Regions from separate parts of the Homo sapiens genome. Here region 2 is linked to region 1. A link is a loop called in an ENCODE intact Hi-C map of the cell type or tissue named here. Cell type or tissue: PC-3. All regions are shown on one strand. Links, peaks and the distances in the headings refer to the core of each region. The heading gives the core; the rest is flanking DNA.

What was found. A loop is a pair of places that touch in the nucleus more often than their neighbours do. Peaks named below come from ENCODE experiments on the same cell type or tissue, not always from the same donor. Only the 100,000 strongest peaks of a DNase experiment are listed, where the experiment ranks them.
Region 2: a loop joins it to region 1, with 2.9 times the contacts of the local background. A loop is called at or near these places in 8 of 110 quality-filtered maps.

What each region holds. Positions count from the first base shown.
Region 1 is chr3:132,254,022-132,260,085 of GRCh38, forward strand. No RefSeq gene overlaps it. Among named protein-coding and RNA genes, the nearest start is that of TRC-GCA9-1, 25 kb to the left of the region's middle. In PC-3, for the core only: a CTCF peak has its summit at 3,158 (motif pointing right); DNase peaks (open chromatin) are centred at 1,160, 1,560 and 3,170; H3K4me3 peaks cover 883 bases; H3K27ac peaks cover 1,448 bases.
Region 2 is chr3:132,306,169-132,311,867 of GRCh38, forward strand. No RefSeq gene overlaps it. Among named protein-coding and RNA genes, the nearest start is that of ACP3, 8.4 kb to the right of the region's middle. In PC-3, for the core only: a CTCF peak has its summit at 2,881; no DNase peak of the experiment used is centred there.

The DNA of each region.
Region 1 (6,064 bases), core at 826-4,825:
TTTGTCAAAGTTTTATTACATATAGTTTTCCTGTTGTTTATAATGAGGAGCGTTAAGAAACAGGTCAGTGAAACAATTATATTTCCAACTAAACTATAGATTTTGTTCATGGGAAGTTTTTAGGTGAGTCTTGTGTTTAAAAACAACAATAATGATAATTTTTCATCCTAAGGGCATTATGATGTACTCTCCATAATTAACTGGGTTCTGACTCAATTTCACATTCACCACAAACCCTGACCACACATTCAGGCTAGAGAAGCAGGGGCTATAAAACAGCAGACCTCAAAGAGCAGCATGGGGTGGGAAGAAACTGGACTTGGAGAAGATATGACTTGGGCCCTTGATCTGACCACCTATCACTACAGGACCTGGGACAAGTCACTTAGCCTCTCTATGCCTCAGTTTCCTCTTCTGCACTAAGGGAATAATAATACCTACTCAACTTATCTAACACAGTTATAGTAGAGATGGAGGGAGATGATTGTGAAAGCGCATTTCCATTCATAACATGCTGCACGCCCTCATGAAGTTAGGCAACATGGTGATGCAGAGCAGGGGTTCAGGTGTCAGACAGATCTGGATGTGAATCCTAGTGATGCGTGATCTTGGACATGTGGCTTTACCTTTATGAACCTGTTTCAAAACCTATAAAATAAGTATAATTACAGAACACGTGTCATGGAGTTATTTTACAGATTAAAAAACACCTGTAGGTAAAGCACTTAGCAGAGGGCTTGATGTATTTCTAGGATAAAGAACCTCAGAATTACAGAAGCCAAATGGACTTTGGAGAATGTTTCTTAAGAGAACCCTTTAGGGCTGCTCATTCAAGCTTATCTCTGTTTCCTGGCATCAAACTCACCCCCGAGCTTCCTTAAACTTAACTGGCTCCTTGGCCCAATGTGGCCTTCCTGGGGTCCTTTAGACCAGGCCTCACCTCCTTGATGGAGGTTTTAATTAGAGCTGTACTTCTGGAGCTAAAACAAAGACAAACTGAGCTCCTGGGATGAAGGTCAGGGAATTCATGTTCTTTCCTCAGCCTTCTTGTTATCCCATGGGTAACTTCATGCAGTCACGTCCAGATGTTGCTTAAGGAAAATGGCTATTGCTGCTGTGCCACAGACAGTGGTGAGTTATGATGCCAAAATGCAGTGACTCACTTGCTTCCTAATACCATTCACCTACATGCTGCTTTATCCATCTCTAGAGAGGCTACAGCTGCGTGACTAGGGGTTTCCCCAAGCAATTTGCCTCCTCAGTCTCAAGTGGGAGGAACGTGGGAAGAAGCAGATGCCTTAGAATAAGTCTGGTCTCCATTCTCACAAAAGTCTGTGGGATTCGCAGTAAGGGAATTAACATCAATCTGATCTTATTATCTCATCTGCCATTTTAAAATCAGCTTCCCACTCAAGTGTGATATTTTATACTGTTGATTCTCTTAAAATTGGGATCTTAACAAAGAAAAGCTTGCAACAGATGCATGACTACTGCTCAAATCATCGCTGAGGCACTTAGAGACCCAGAAAAGATCTTATGTTTGGCTTGCAGTGTTTCTAAGAGCAGTGGAATGAGGGAGGGTTTCTTTGCATATTTCCTGTGTAAACAAACTTACACCAGTAAACACAGCCACCTTCTCATCTTCTGTGACAGCAGCCAAAACTATTAGCCACAGCCAGGGCTTTTGATATTCATACAAAACCTAAATGTGACATGTAAACAGGAAGAGAGAGATATAGAGAGGTAATTACCCTCTTATAAGGAGAGGAAAGATGGAAAGGTGGTCACCAGGGATAGCATCTCTCTCCCACTCACAGAAGAAACCCTAGCATTTCCCAAACCTATCTGACCAAATGATTCAGTAAGTTAATAAATTACATAATAAATGACAAATGATACAGCATGTTAACACCGAGAGGGGACTCCTTGGTAAAAATAAATAAATAAATTCAAGAAATATTGGATTAAAGAAGTCACTTTACTGCAAGATTTATCAGAGTCTCTAGTATATGTGCCTTATAACACTCTAAGAAAGCCAAGTGTGTCTGAAGCATTTCCTAAATATATTTTACCATGAAACCCTTTACGTATAGATTATGTAAGAAATGGGGAAAAGTTCCCTAGACCTATATGGTTTGAAATCCTGTATGTTCAAAGGGTTGCATTATCCCACAGTAGGTAAAGATCCAAACATGGAAATAAGCAAACCTGTTTTAGGTGAAAGAGTTTGCATTCTGGATCTACTAATTGCTAGCTAAGTGCCTCTTGGCGCTTGTTCCTTTGAAACACACACTGTCATGAACTTGCCATCCCTCTCAGCCTCAAACTCCAGTTGCCATTAAAGGCAGTAGTCTATAACCATCTGTTATGGGTTGAATTGTGTCCCTCTAAATTCATGTGTAGAAGTACTAACCTTCAGTACCTAAGAATGTGACACTATTTGGAGACAGGGCCTTTACAGAGGAAATCAAGTAAAAATATAATTAGGGTGGGGTCTAAACCAATATGACTCTCCTCCTCATAAAAAAGGAAAATTTGAATACAGAGACATGCTTAGAGGAAAGACAATGTGAATTGAAAAAGAGAAGACGGCCATCTACAAGCCAAGGAGAGAGTTCCGGAACAGATCCTTCCCTCACAGTTCTCAGAAGGAACCAAACCTGTCGATAACTTGATCTTGGACTTCCAGCCTCCAGAATTGTGAAGACAATAAATTTCTGTTATTTAAGCCACCCAATGTGTGGCACTTTGTTACTGCAGCTCTAGCAAACTAATGTAGCATCTTTACAATCAGCTTTCACTGCATCTATTTATTCATCAAATACTTATTGAAAGCTTGCTAATTCCCAAGACTGTTCTGGGTGCTAGAAACACAATGGTGAACAACTACAGGCATCTTCCCTGCCATTATGGATCTTACAGTCTAACAAGGAACACAGATGTAAAATCAAATAATCACTTACGAATGTAAAATTACTAATAGTAAAAGAAAATAACTAAAAAGAGACAATGAGGATGCTAAATCATTCACATAAGCAGGTGCCTGACCTCATCTGGGGTGTCAAGAAAACTTCCTTGTGTCAATGACACATGAGCTGAGACTTGAAAGATTAGCAGGAATTGGTAAAGTGAAAGGAGGATGTGAAAAGTGTTCCCAGCAGAGGGAGCAGCACATTCAGGGATAAGAGGGGAAGCTGAAGTGGGTGAAAGGAAGGCAGGGGGATTGAAGTCATCAAGGCCACAGATCACCTCTCAAGCAAGTCCTTGCAATCCAATTTTAGAATGTAGAAATTTATCTTAAGACACCCTTTTATGACCTCAGATGAGTGAGCAATTCCATGTCTAAGTACATACCCAAGAGAATTGAAGACATAGGTTGGCATAAAAACATGTTTACAAATGTTCATAGCAACATTATTCATAAAAGACAAAAAGTAGAAAAAACCCAAATGTCCATCAACTGAGGAATGGATACACAAAATGTGGTGTCTCCATACAATGGATATTATCCAGCCATTAAAATGGATGGATTAATGATATATGCTACAACACGGATGAACTGTGAAAACATGATGTTAAATAAAAGAAGCCAGTGACAAAAGACCAACGTATTGTGTGGTTCCACTAATATTAAATGTCCAGAATAGACAAATCTATAAAAACAGAAAGTAAACTAGTGGTTACCAAGAACTGGGGGAAGGGGAAATAGAGAGTGATTGCTAACAAGTACAGTTTCTTCTGGTGATGATAAACTGTTTTCCATTCAGATAATGGTGATGTTTACGTAACTTTGTGCATACACTAAAAAGCACTGGATCGCATACTTTAAAACAGTCAATGTGGCTGGGTGCGGTGGCTCACGCCTGTAATCCCAGCACTTTGGGAAGCTGAGGCAGGTGGGTTACAAGGTCAGGAGTTCAAGACCAGCCTGGCCAACATAGTGAAACCCCCATCTCTACTAAAAATAACAAAAATTAGCCAGGCATGGTGGTGCGCACCTGTAGTCCCAGCTACTCGGGAGGCTGAGGCAGAAGAATCGCTTGGACCCGGAAGGCAGAGGTTGCAGTGAGCCGAGATTGCACCACTGCACTCCAGCCTGGGTGACAGAGCGAGACTCCATCTCAAAATAAATAAATAAATAAATAAATAAATAAATAAATAAATAAATGAGTGAATGTTATGCTGTGTGGAATATACCTCAATTTTAAAATGTATGAGAAGAAAGGACAAAGAGAAGCACTTCTTTTTTTGGCAGTATGGCAGACTGCATCCATTACCACTCCCACTGAAAACTAAATGATGCCACTAAAATATTCAAAATATCTTTTAAGTATATTGATAAGCTTGCAAGAAACCAAGGAATAGTTAGAGGCCAAAATAAAAACGAGAAGAAGTAAACTGAATATTAAAGTTGGCTCTTACCTTGAAGTCATTTGCCTGGTCAAGTTACTGATTTTCTGTTTCCATGGCCTCATAGAATATGGAGGACAGGTGACAAAACCCACAGCCCAAACAACATGGATGATCTTATAGCAAACACCTCTATCTAAAGCTAGGATTTCCCAAAGGTATCCAATTTGAGCATAAGGGTAGACAATTAAGGTTAAGCCATAAGAAATTGCCAATATTTGATTATTTTTGACTTATGAAAAACAATTTTCCATGGTTCAACCTACACTTAGCCCTCAGTGATCCCCCTATCCAAACTCCCAGAAATTGCAAGGAAAATTGCACTTTAAAACTTGGAAATGAGTAAAGAGGAAAATAATTCCCTTGAGGAATAAATGTTCACTCAGAATTACATGTTAAAGAAAGACATTTTTGAAAAACAGGAACAAGTAAAGACATTTTCAAATGCCTAACAGATGGACCAACAGATTCTCACTAAAGAAATTTGTAATGAATGTTCATCCTACAGAAGAAAAGTGATTCCAGATGAAAGAGCCAAGATGAAAAGAAATGTCACTATTATATTAACCAAAATAAAGCTAGTAGAGCTACATTATTGTCCATCAAGATAGACTTTTAGACAGAAAGAAAAACAAAAGATAAGATGGTCGGCACATATTTTAAAGAGATGCATTCTCCAGGAAGAAATACTGACTAAATTCTTTCTAATAAAATATTTTTCAAATGTATTAGCAAAGGTTGACAGAAAACAAGAGAAATGAAAAAATATATCATAATGACAGTTTTCAATACACCTATCTCTGTAATTGACAGATCAAGACAAAAATCAGTAAAGACATAGAAAATCTGAATAAATCATAAGAAGCTTGATCTATTGAGGACTAACTGACATACACAGAATACTACAACCAAAACACCCAATCTTTTCAAACACAGAGAGAATCGTTATGTACTGGACTGGAAATAAAGTCTCAAAAACTTCCCAGGAATTAGTGTCAGACACACTAGCTCAGATCACAATGTGGTTAAGTTAGAAATAAATACCAAACACACAAAACCGCTTATGTATGGAAATAAACATACATCTAAATACTTCATGGGTTATAGAAGAAATCTTAATAGGACTTACAATATATTCGGCAATGAATAATAATGGACTACCTCATTTTATAATTTATGAAATGCAGCTAAAATAGTACTTAAAAGGAAATATATAACCTTAAATATACCAATGAGAGGACGGGAGAGATTGAAATCAATAGCTAAGTCTCTCTGCTGATCACTTTCAGGGCACCCCTGTAGATCTATTAGTTGCCCTTCTGTCCATTGTTCTGTGCTTCCAAAAGGCTTACCTGTAAAGACTGCATCATCCCAGCTACTTTCCTGCTGACTTCCACTTGGGTTTACTCAATGGGTGACACTCACAGGACATAAGAGATTAGAAAGAGGGATAAGGATTTTTATATATCTGCTCCCTCCTTACTTAAAGCCATGGTTTTAGCAGAGGCCCAAGGTCGTGGCTTTTTTGAGCAGCCCCTTTATCAAAGGTCTGGAAAGAGTCTACCTTCCCCCTCACAACTGAGTAATGAGGCTTACTACTGTTGCTAGTTCTGGGTAACTCATCTCTTATTGGTTTCTTTAACCCTGACACATT
Region 2 (5,699 bases), core at 644-4,643, 52 kb after region 1:
GGGGACTTGCCAAGTCAAAGACAGATCTCTACTTCAGAAAAGTACCTCTGTCCCTCCTGACTCTCCTCAGACTGGGCATTAGTAAATTAGGACGTTTTAATCTAGGGAAATTTTGATAAAGACTCCAGTGTCAACCAGGAGTTTGCTCCTCAACATAGAGCTTTTATGCCATAGTTGGTCCAACATTCTGTGGACCACTAAAGAGCAAGGATGGACTGCCCAAACCGGCTTTTGTAATTTCCCAAAATACATTCATTTTACTAGAGGATCATAGAAGTTAAAGACTTAAAACAAACTTTGGCAATTAAAACAGGATACCAAGATGCAAATGCCTGGTTGGAATGGATCAAATATTTCATCTGCACGTTAAACAAAAGCAATTGTTATGCTTGTGCGCGTGGCAGGCCAGAGGCCCAGATTGTCCCCTTTCCACTAAGGTGGTCCTCCAGTCAACCAGGCATGGGCTGCATAGTAGCTCTTTTCCAGGATTCTACAGCCTGGAGTAATAAGTCGTGCCAAGCTCTCTCTGCTATGTCCCAAAATCTGGCACCCTGTGGGTCAGCCGCTGAGGGCCATCCAGCCTCCGTCTCCCAACACTACGTTCATTTCGTGTCTCTCATGACAGGGAGGAAACTTAGCATTCCTTGGAGACCTGAAGGGATGCAGTGAGCTTAAAAAGTTTCAAGAGCTTATCAGTCAGTCAGCCCTTGTTCATCCCCGAGCGGATGTGTGGTGGTATTGTGGTGGACCTTTCCTGGGCACACTCTGCTGAATAACTGGAGTGGCACTTATACTTTAGTCCAATTGGCTATCCCTTTCACCCTGGCATTTCAAAAACCAGAGGGAGGAAAAATAAGACATCGTAAAGCGAGAGAGAAGCCCTTTATGGATCTTTTGACTCTCACGTCTATTTAGATGCAACTGGAGTCCCTCAGGGAATACCATATCAATTTAAAGCTTGAAATCAAATAGCTGCAGGATTTGAGTCAATATTTTGGTAGGTGACAGTTAATAAAAATGTAGATTGAATAAACTACATCTATTACAACCAACAGCAACAAGCTTTTCACAAGTTAAAAGAAAACCTCATGTCAGCCCCAGCCCTGGGGCTACCTTACCTGACAAAACACTTTACACTCTATGTGTCAAAAAGAGAAAAAAAATGGCAGTTAGAGTTTTAACCCAGACTATGGGGCCCTGGCCAAGGCCAGCGGCCTATCTCTCAAAACAACTAGACGGGGTTTCCAAAGGCTAGCCCCCATGTCTAAGGGCCCTGGCAGCAACGGCCTGTTAGCACAAGAAGCAAATAAACTAACCCTTAGGAAAACCTGAATATAAAGGCCCCCCATGCTGTAGTAACTTTAATGACTACCAAAGGACACCATTGGTTAACAAATGCTAGATTAACCAACTACCAAAGCTTGCTATGTGAAAATCCCCGCATAACCATTGAAGTTTGCAACACCCTAAACCTCGCCACCTTGCTCCTGGTATCAGAGAGCCCAGTTGAACATAACTGTCTAGAGGTGTTGGACTCAGTTTATTCTAGCAGGCCCAACCTCCGACACCATTCTTAAACATCAGTAGACTGTGAGCAGTACGTGGACGGGAGCAGCTTTGCCAACCCCTGCAAAGTGACTCTGAAGAAGATGACAAGCCCTGCTCCAGTCACACCCGGAAGCTGACTGGTCCACACATGGCCGAAGCATGAAAAAACTCATCGCGGGACTCATTTTCCTTAAAATTTGGACTTTTACAATAAGGACTTCAACTGACCTTCCTCAGACTGAGGACTGTTCCCAGTGTATACATCAAGTCACTGAGGTCGGACAAAAAAATTGCTACAGTCCTATTATTTTATGATTATTATAAGTGTACCAGGACTCTAAAAAAAAAAAAGAAACTTGTTTGTATAATGCTATTCTATGCAAGGTATGTAGCCCAGGAAATGACCAACCTGATGTGTGTTATGACCCATCTGAGCCTCCCATGACCACAGTTTTTGAAACAAGATTAAGGACTAAGAACTGGTGGGGGCTCATAAACGATACGAGTAAAGAGTTAGCCAAAACAAAAGAAAAAGGGGTGCCCAAACAAGTCACCTTGAAGTTTGATGCCTGTGCTGTCATTAATAGTAATAAGTTAGGAATAGGATGTGGTTCTCTTAATTAGGAAAGAGGCTATATGGCAGAAAATAAGTACATATGTCATGAATTAGAACTGTGTGGAAATGAATGTGGATACTGGTCTTGTGTCATTTAGGCTACTTGGATAAAAAATAAAAAGGATCCTGTCCACCTTCAGAAAGGGAAAAGTGGCCCTTCCTGTACCAGTGGTCAGTGTAACCCCTTAGAACTAGTAATAACCAACCCCCTTAATCCTCGCTGGAAAAAAGGGGAGCATGTAACCCTAGGAATCAATGGGGCTGGACTGGATCCTCAAGCAAATATTGTGGTTTGAGGAGAAGTTTATAAACACTCTCCAGAGCCAGTATTTCAAACCTTCTATGATAAACTAAATGTGCCAGTACCAGAAATTCCAGGAAAAACAAGAAATTTGTTTTTGCAATTAGCTAAGCACATAGCCCAGTCTCTCAATGTCACTTCATGTTATGTATGTAGAGGAACTGTAATGGGAGATCAATGGCCATGGGAAGCCCGAGAATTAGTACCTACAGACCCAGTCCCTGATGAATTCCCGGCCAAAAAGAATCACCCTGATAACTTCTAGGTCCTAAAAGCTTTAATCATTAGACAATACTGTATAGCAAGAGTAAGGAAGGACTTCACAATTCCTGTGGGAAGACTCAGCTGCTTTGGACAAAAACTGTATTATAATAATACTACAAAAATAGCCACCTAGTGGAGCTCAAACCACACTAAGAAAAATCCATTTAGTAAATTCCCAAAGTTGAAAACTGTGTGGACCCACCCGTTAGACAGCCCCCACTGGATTATACTGGATATGTGGGCATAGACCTTATGCCAAATTGCCCAACCAGTGGGCAGGTAGTTGTGTTATTGGCACTATTAAGCCATTTTTCTTCCTACTACACATAAAGACAGATGAACTCCTGGGCTTCCCTGTCTGTGTTTCCCTCAAAAAAGAAGCATAGCTATAAAAAATTAAAAAGATGATGAATGGCCTCCTGAGAGAATCATACAATATTATTGGCCTGGTACTTGGGCACAAGATGGCTCATGAACCCATATTTACATGCTCAACTGAATGATACGGTTACAAGCTGTCTTAGAAATAATCACTAATAAGACCGGCAGAGCCTTGACTATTCTGGCCTGGCAAGAAACTCAGATAAGAAATGCTATCTATCAAAATAAATTGGCTCTCAACTACTTGCTAGCAGCTGAAGGAAGGGTCTGCAGAAAATTTAACCTTACTAATTCCTGTCTACACATAGATGATTAAGGGCAAGTAGTTGAAGACATAGTTAGAAATATGACAAAACTGACACATGTGCCCATGCAAGTGTGGCATAGATTTGATCCTAGGGCCATGTTTGGAAAATGATTCCCAGCGCTAAAGAGATTTAAAACTCTTATAATAGGAGTTATAATAGTAATAGAAACCTTCTTACTGCTCCCTTGTTTGCTACATGCATTTCTTCAAATGAAAAAAAGCTTCATCACTACCTTAGTTCACCAAAGTGCTTCAGCACAAGTGTACTATATGAATCACTGTCATTCTGTCTTGCAAGAAGACACAGGTAGCAAAAATGAAAGTGAGAACTCCCACTATTGAGTGAGAGTTTCAAAGTGGGGGGAGTAAGGGAGGAGACCACCCCTCACATTGTCTTATACCCAATTTCTGCCTCCAAAGAAAGAAGAAGTAAAAACTAAAAGGCAGAAATGAAATCCACAGGCAGACATCCCGGCGCCAGGCCCTGGGCCTGGTAATTAAAGATTGACCCCTGACCTAACCGGTTATCTTATCTATAGATTATAGACATTGTATAGAAAAGCACTGTGAAAATCCCTGTCCTGTTCTGTTCCATTGTAATTACCAGTGCATGCAGCCCCCAGCCACATACCCCCTGCTTGCTCAATCGATCATGACCCTCTCACGCGGACCTTCTTAGAGTTGTGAGCCCTTAAAAGGGACAGGAATTGCTCACTCGGGGATCTCGGTTGTTGGAGACGTGAGTCTTGCCGAAGCTCCCAGCTGAATAAAGCCCTTTCTTCTTTAACTCGGTGTCTGAGGGGTTTTGTGTGCAGCTTGTCCTGCTGCAGTATGATAGAGATTGCTGGGGAAGCTGCTCTTTTAACTGGGGTGCTCAAGGAAAGCCATCCAAAGAGGTGAAGTGAGAGAATCAGCCCATCTGATGGAAGAGTGTTCCCTCAGAGGGAACAGTCAATGCAAAGTGCATCAAGTGGAAGCACATGTGGCTCGTTTGAGACATAAGGGATCAGTGTGGCTAGAATGGAGTAAGCAAAAGAAGCCTGATGGGAGGTGAGTTGAAGAGGTCATAGGAGCCAAATATAAGCAGAGCTTATATACCATGGAGGGCTTTGGATTTTATTCTAAGTGTGGTGGAATATGTTTAATAGGCCATTGACCTGGTTTGATTTAAGAAGTTCTTAAGGACAAACAGGACTTTCTAAATAGTTATTGTGTTTTCTTGTACTTTCATGCTACTACAAGAAGTTATCTGTTTAATATAAGACATATCAAACAAAAGCGGAGAGGGACAGGGTCAGAAACTGGAGCAGAAGATAGAAAAAGTTCTCTCTTCAATGGCTTAGAAGTTGGCCCATGTGAAGACAGGTGAACAGTGTTATGAAGCGAATTGCTTTCTAGGCCTACCTTCTATAACTCTGATACTCACTCAAATGAGAATTATCATGAAGTTAATGCTAGATATTTTACAATTTGTTTTCTGATTTTAATTAAAATATCTATTCATTATAAGACATTTGGAAAGTAGAGAAAAGTAGAAGAAAGAAAATGAAAACACATATAATCCCATCAACCCCCCAAAAAAATCACCATTAAAAATATTGGCCCATCTCTATTCTGTCTTTTCTTTGATACACATTTATACAAAATGAGATTACATCATATTTTTGTAAGTTCATTCTGTAAGCCTGTATTAAAGGTGAAATAGTAATAGGCCAATGTTTGCCTCCTGACTGTGAGAAAAGCAGCTTTGTTACACACATGAAGCATGAGGGGGCTAGCTCTATGCAAGTAATGACAGTCCGAGGAGTAGCTAGAGGTCAGCTCTGTTCAGTCTAAAAGACAAAAAGTCCTGAGTCCCATTCAGTCCTGAGTGCCTCAGTACAGTCAGCCAAAGCTGGATTCACCTCACCCAAGCCTGCATTTCCTCGTAGAGAGAATCAGAGAAAGTTAGATCATTTCATCTCAAAAGGAAAAAGTATGTTATCTCCAGCTTCCAATTCTTAGAGTCACGGCTGGGAATTAGTGTGAGGTGAGTGAGGCATTCTCCTTGGGCTCAACACTTAAGGTGTACCAAAAACCTATAATCAAAAGAAGGAATATTTTAATGCAAAATTTTGAAAAATAAAAATTAATGTTAAACAATCCATAATAAACAACATATCAAAATTTTATGTAATGACAGGATTGGTTTAATGATTTTTGCCTTTTGCCTTAGGCACCATTAAGTATTAGTGGGACATCATTCCTCATCTTACCTGAACCCACTGAATCAGAATTTCCAG